Linked DNA regions of Homo sapiens: region 2 is linked to region 1. Evidence: read pairs that join two places in POLR2A ChIA-PET (ENCODE). Cell type or tissue: CD4-positive, alpha-beta T cell. All regions are shown on one strand. Each heading gives the region's core, and the rest is flanking DNA. Links, peaks and the distances in the headings are about the cores only.

Region 1 (2,886 bases), core at 387-2,886:
CAAAAGTTATGAATTACAACACAGACAACAATATGAAATGGGCATAAAACAAAGCTGAAGTAGACAGACAAGCAATTTTTTTTAATTTATTAACACTAGCTTAAACTTTGTTAAAGAAAAACAAACAACTATGTTTTAGGAGAACTGCAGGGCCTTCAGTTGAAGATTGAATTCACAGTGTTGTATCCCATGTAGGGAAAAATAAGACTAATTTTCCCCCCACACTCTAACACACTGTAATTTTGCACTTGGAACTTTGCTAATCTACTGTCCAACCTCCTTCTCAACAAAGTCAAATCAAAGGAGAATTAACCTAGAAGAGGGGACAATAAAATAAGAGGTCCTCAGGGAGAGGGAGAACCAAGGAAATAGAATCTACTTAAATCTGGCCAGATAGCACCTCGTGGATTCTTCTCAGTCTACTTCAAGTCAGAAACTGGGGAGTCCCCTGGGTAGGGCACAAACACAATGGTTAAATTTGCTAACTCATACCCAAAATTAGGAACCCGACACATGCTGAAATCAAGAAGAAACTGAGGGATCAAAGAACAAAGTCAAGAGACACTGATTGGGTCTTTTTTCTTTTTGGACACGTTACGAAGAAATATCACATAGGTAAGAGTAAGAAAACTGAACAGCCTGCCACATTAAAATGATGGAGAACAAAGAAAATCTGGCCCAGTTTTTCTAGAAATCTCCTCCTTAAGGTGTGAGATGAGAGCCCCTAGTGGAATTAAGTCCTATTTCTCTCTACATCCTTGCTGCAATGAAGTTTACAGCAGGTTCCCTTATAGAGAGCCCACTCTCCTAAGCAGATGGAGTTACAAATGAAAACCCATAGCCACACACACACACACACACACACAAAAGGAGAAATAAGAGCAGCAAGATCATCCAAGAATACTACATGTGCTGCCAGAATAATTCCTTTAAAAGTCAAATCCAGGAAGCACAGATCAACATCTCACAAAAAACTTTAGCAGTGGGAGGCCCCTGAGGAACTTTTCTTCTCTTCCCACAATGGTATCCCATTCTCTCTTCGTGCTCCACTGATGGGCCAGCCACACACCCTACATACCTTGGCTTCTCCTCTAAAAGTGCTAATAATCTGGGGACATATTCTCTTTAAGGATAAAAGCCCCTACCTTCTAGGAGATTAGACCCCTACTTGTTTTCACACAATAGTCCTGAAGACTAAAGAAAGGCAATTCCTATATATTTGAGACCAGAGGTCTTGGCTCTATTTTCCTTTCAGATAGTTAATAGGGATCTTACACTGAGACCAAAGTGGCCTGGGAGTGCTATCCTGATATTTTAACAAAACGGGAGGGGAGAGGACCAAGATGGTACACATACAAATTATTTTTACAAAGTGAATGGAGAAGCTCATTAGGTACATCTGTTTGTTTCAAGATGTAGACATTTGCCAGCCAAAGGAAGCACCTATTTCCACACTCTCCCCCTACCCTCCCTAAGTCTCTATCCCACCACCAAGAGTTCTGCTAAAAGGATGAAGCCCAATGAAGGAATACTTGAGAAGTGATGTGATACAAGGACATTTATACAGGTTTTGGCATGCCATCCCAAATACTAAGTGCTTTTGTTTACAGCTGTAACTTGTTCTGAAACTAACCATCCCCACTTTCTTTTCCAAAGATTTTGGTTTTTGAGCAGTAAAGAAATTGTTATCCATTAACTGAAAAAATAATCACAGCCAAACATCCCTTCCCACATGACTGTATCACAGAATAGTTTCAAATGAACAACTATCTTTTCAGACAGTTATCTACCAACTCTCCGATGTCTTTTCTACTCTGTGAAGATGGCTTGCTTCATCGCTTCACTTGTCATTCCTCTTCTGGTCCTAAAGCTCATGGTGAGGTTGTTTGTTTTATTTTAGGGTTAAAAATCACTATACCCACTATAAGGAGGGTGTACCAGGGTGAGAAGAGTGCCATGCAGGCACAGCTCTAAAGGAAGGGGCTGCTTCATCTTCCACATGTCTAATGAAGAGAGCCCTTTTACCCCTTTAACATAGGCAAATGTATAGAAACAGACCCCTGAAACTTCTGAATCTGCCATCCTATAGCTTTAGCTTGAGAGCCCATTTCCCAAAAAAGGGAAAAGAAATCCCAATCACCCTCCATAACTCACAATTAGCCGAATGAAAGAGTTTTTGTGAAATCAGAGTAATGAAAACAAAGTCAAGGAAGTATGAAAGGGTATTATCAGCGAGTGATAACATATGTGAGGACAAAGGTCACATATACAGGTCTCTGCCACTCTCGGGAATGGCATGCTACAACTATCTGAAGACAGGGTTCTTGCCAGCACAGCTATTTCCTACACGTCCGGTGAGGTGTTTGCTTCTTCTGGATCTCCAATCTGCATCGGCTACGCTCATCCAACCAGGGTAGCTCAAAATTCCTGGCAAAAAAGGATGAGGAAATCAACTTGCAAGACTAGAAGGGATTCAGTGTGGACATGATAGCAACTACAAAAAAGTCACTATGTCCCTTACCACTCCTATCCCTGACTAGTTTGGAGTGTCTTTCCTGCCTCAAAGCCAGAGCAACTGTGTACCATTAAAGTGATGGAATCATCTATTTCTAACTCAAAAAGCAATACTCCTAATTATTGGCTTGGGAATCTTATTACAAAAGCTAGTTGCCCAGGTAGCCTCATTTCTGTCAAAGACCCATGGCTATCCCTAAGCCACCTGGTTCCACCTCATATCTAGGCTTCCATGAAGTCTGAAAAGGATGTGCAGGTTACCTGGAAGGGGAGAAAAAAAATGTATACTTACTGTGGAGTTAATTTTGGTAATGGTCGTCCAAATGCTACAACAGGCAAGAAGGGGGTAATCATCAAACTTTCAACTATGGG
Region 2 (2,906 bases), core at 281-2,780, 200 kb before region 1:
GTGTGACTTACGCATCAGTGAAGTTCCTGAGACTGCAAAGCAGAGAAGTCCACTGGGCTGCTGGACAGGTGGATGTGGGGCCCTGAAGTGCAGTCAGGGCTACAGATGGAATGCTGGGGTCTGGGGGCAGGTATGCAAATCTTGACAGTGGATGAGACTAATGGCGAAGAGGACAGAGTGCTTCCATGCCTTCGGGATCTTTCAAATGATGGAGCAAGGCTCTGCGCTCACAGCTGCAAGGCGCTAAGGGACCTGAGACTCTGTCCCTGCCATCAAAGACCTTGTGGTCAGGAAAAGATGTCCCAAATGGTTACAGCTCATGGCAGGAACAGGGGAGAAGCAACTTCTGGGTAGCGAGATGAGTGTTGTTAAAAAATAAATAAGGACCCACAGGCATTCTAAGTAGGGAGGCAGAGTGTGGCAAGCAAGGGGGAACATCTGTGAAGATTTCTGGGAAGAGGCGGCATTCAAGATGTTCCTTGAAGGATAGATAGGATTTCCGGAGCTGGAGAGGAGAAGCTAGGGCAAGAGGCCCGTTCTGGGCAACAGCAAGGTCATGGGGCAGGTCAGAGCAGAACACAGTGTCCTGGGGCAGTGGGAGAAGTGGGAAACAAGGAAGGCTCTGGCCCGCAGCTGGGGCTGGGGGGCCTCCAGCGGCAGCTGTCTGCAGGCCTGGGGCCCCATCCTGCTCAGCCTTATCCCTCCCTCAGCTCCTTCTCAGGGCTTTGCGTTTAGTAAGCCCTCAGCAGGTGCAGGCCAAACTGGCCCCCACTTGTGCCAGGCAGGGCCCCCTCCTGTCCCCAACCCCATCTGGAGGGGACAACAAACAGGAAATCATGAGGCCCAGTGCCAGGTGGACACTGGCTCCCAGTATAGAGTGGCACCATCCCCCAAGACAGTACCCAGCTCTACCCTGCCCCTCACTATCACAGCCTTGCTGGGTACGTGAAACTCACCAAGGGCCTCAGCAGGAAGCAGGCGACCGTGGCCTAACGGCAACTCGCCCAGCCAAGGAGAGATTAGAAGTTTTGCTCTATTTTTTTATTTTTATTTATTTATTTGAGACAGAGTCTCGTTCTGTCACCCAGGCTAGAGTGCAGTGGTGTGATCTCAGCCCACTGCAGCCTCCACCTCCCGGATTCAAGCAATTCTCATGCCTCAGCCTCCCAAGTAGCTGGGATTACAGGTGTGCACCAGCATGCCCAGCTAATTTTGGTATATTCTGTAGAGATGGGGTTTCGCTATTTCGCTATCTTGCCAAGGCTGGTCTTGAACTCCTGAGCTCAAGCAATCCTCCCACCTCGGCCTCCCAAAGTGCTGGGATTACAGGCATGAGCCACCGTGCCCACGCTTTTTTTTTTTTTTTTTTTTTGAGTCCAAGTCTTGCTCTGTTACCCGGGCTGGAGTGCAATGGCGCGATCTCGGCTCACTACAACCTCCACCTCCGGGTTCAAGTGATTCTCCTGCCTCAGCCTCCCGAGTAGCTGGGATTATAGGTGTGAGCCACCGTGCCCAGCCAGAAGTCTTGCTTTAAGGAGGAGGAAACAGATTTGGAGAGAGCTTGGGTGACCTGCCCAAGGCCACACAGGAAGAACTGTCCTTTAAGACTCCTGCCCATGGAAGGCCCTTGGTCTGTGGGCTGGTTGAGGTTTCCAGCAACCCAGAAGTCAAAATGGGGAGGGGAGCACCTCTATTTCTGACAGCCAAAGGTTGAGTGGCCTCCAGTCAACCCTGGGAGGCCCAATCCCTCGCTGTGCCCCAACTCCACAGAGGAGGAGGAGGAAGAAGGCACTGCCCCAAAATGACTTAGAGATGGAAACCACTTCCTCTTCCCACAGACACTACTCCCTCAAAGGGCAGGCAGGCCTGCACTGGTACAGCCCCATAAGCAACACATCCCTTGGCATGGGGTAGACACAATACCTCGGCCCTGACCCACCTAAAAGGAAGACGGGCTTCCTTCCCTGAGTTCCCTCCCCGCGTCTATGCTGGGATCTTGTCCAGAGGGAACCTGTGCATTATCCTTGCTGGGAGATAAAAGGTGAGGGACCCCATTTTCATTAAAAACTCCATGTCATGTTCTTTTGTCTGACTCTACATTTCGGACTCCAAGAAAGGCATTGCTAGGCAGCACTCCCTCCACCTGGGCTGTCCCTCTGCCTGGGCTGTCCCTCCGCCTGGGCTGTCCCTCCTATTGTCCAGGGAAAGAGTGGGAAGCAGGGAAGGAGGCAGTATGCACAGACTGCAACAGCGAGGAAGTGGCAGAGGATAGGAAGAAGGGAAGGACACAACCTCCTCCTTTCTGCCTTCTGCTGGGGCTCACCCAGACCCTCGGGCATTCCCCAGTCTCTAGGCACACGAAGCAAACATGCAGCCACCCTTTTGGGGCTCCCATCCCCGGCTCCTCTGTTGATGGCTTGCAACTTCTTTGCCTCCATCCACAAATTGAAACAAATTAAGAATAAGAACTGTGGCTTTTACATTCTGTTCCTTCAGTGTCTGGAGATCGGGGGGAGGGTGCCCGCTGAGTTCTGCAAACTCCCGTGGGCTACAGCGGGCAGATTTGGGGGTGGGGATGGTGTGAACAGATTGTATCCACAGCTTCCAGGACAGGATGGAGATCTGGCCCAGGCCCCTTATCTTTCTTTCTCTCCAGCCTTCAGGATCCAAAACAGAGAGGAGGGGGTATGGCTTGGGCCTTCCCTACACCCCCTACCGGGGAAAGGTAGGTTCTAAGGCAGAGAAAGGGCCTCTACAGTGGGGAAGGGGGTTTCAGTCAGCACTAAGCCCCACCCCCCACACTTCCCACACCCAAGAGTGTGCCCCACAATCCACTCTCAAAGCTGCCTATGTAGATGGTGGAAAACAGCCCAGCTTTACAATCCTACAGTCATGATTCTGCAGTA

Evidence for each region. ChIA-PET counts read pairs that join two places held together with the same protein. Peaks named below come from ENCODE experiments on the same cell type or tissue, not always from the same donor. Only the 100,000 strongest peaks of a DNase experiment are listed, where the experiment ranks them.
Region 2: POLR2A ChIA-PET joins it to region 1 with 9 read pairs; 5 of 35 experiments call an interaction of 5 or more read pairs at or near these places.

The regions. Positions count from the first base shown.
Region 1 is chr17:40,133,820-40,136,705 of GRCh38, reverse strand. MSL1 (MSL complex subunit 1) reads right to left here. Exons shown (of 9, transcript NM_001365919.1): 8 at 2,807-2,879; 9 at 1-2,427. The coding sequence ends at 2,337. Among named protein-coding and RNA genes, the nearest start is that of CASC3, 5.3 kb to the left of the region's middle. In CD4-positive, alpha-beta T cell, for the core only: no CTCF peak of the experiment used is centred there; no DNase peak of the experiment used is centred there.
Region 2 is chr17:40,337,173-40,340,078 of GRCh38, reverse strand. The region is part of intron 2 of RARA (retinoic acid receptor alpha); the gene reads right to left. Among named protein-coding and RNA genes, the nearest start is that of RARA-AS1, 4.5 kb to the left of the region's middle. In CD4-positive, alpha-beta T cell, for the core only: no CTCF peak of the experiment used is centred there; a DNase peak (open chromatin) is centred at 1,818; H3K27ac peaks cover 1,258 bases.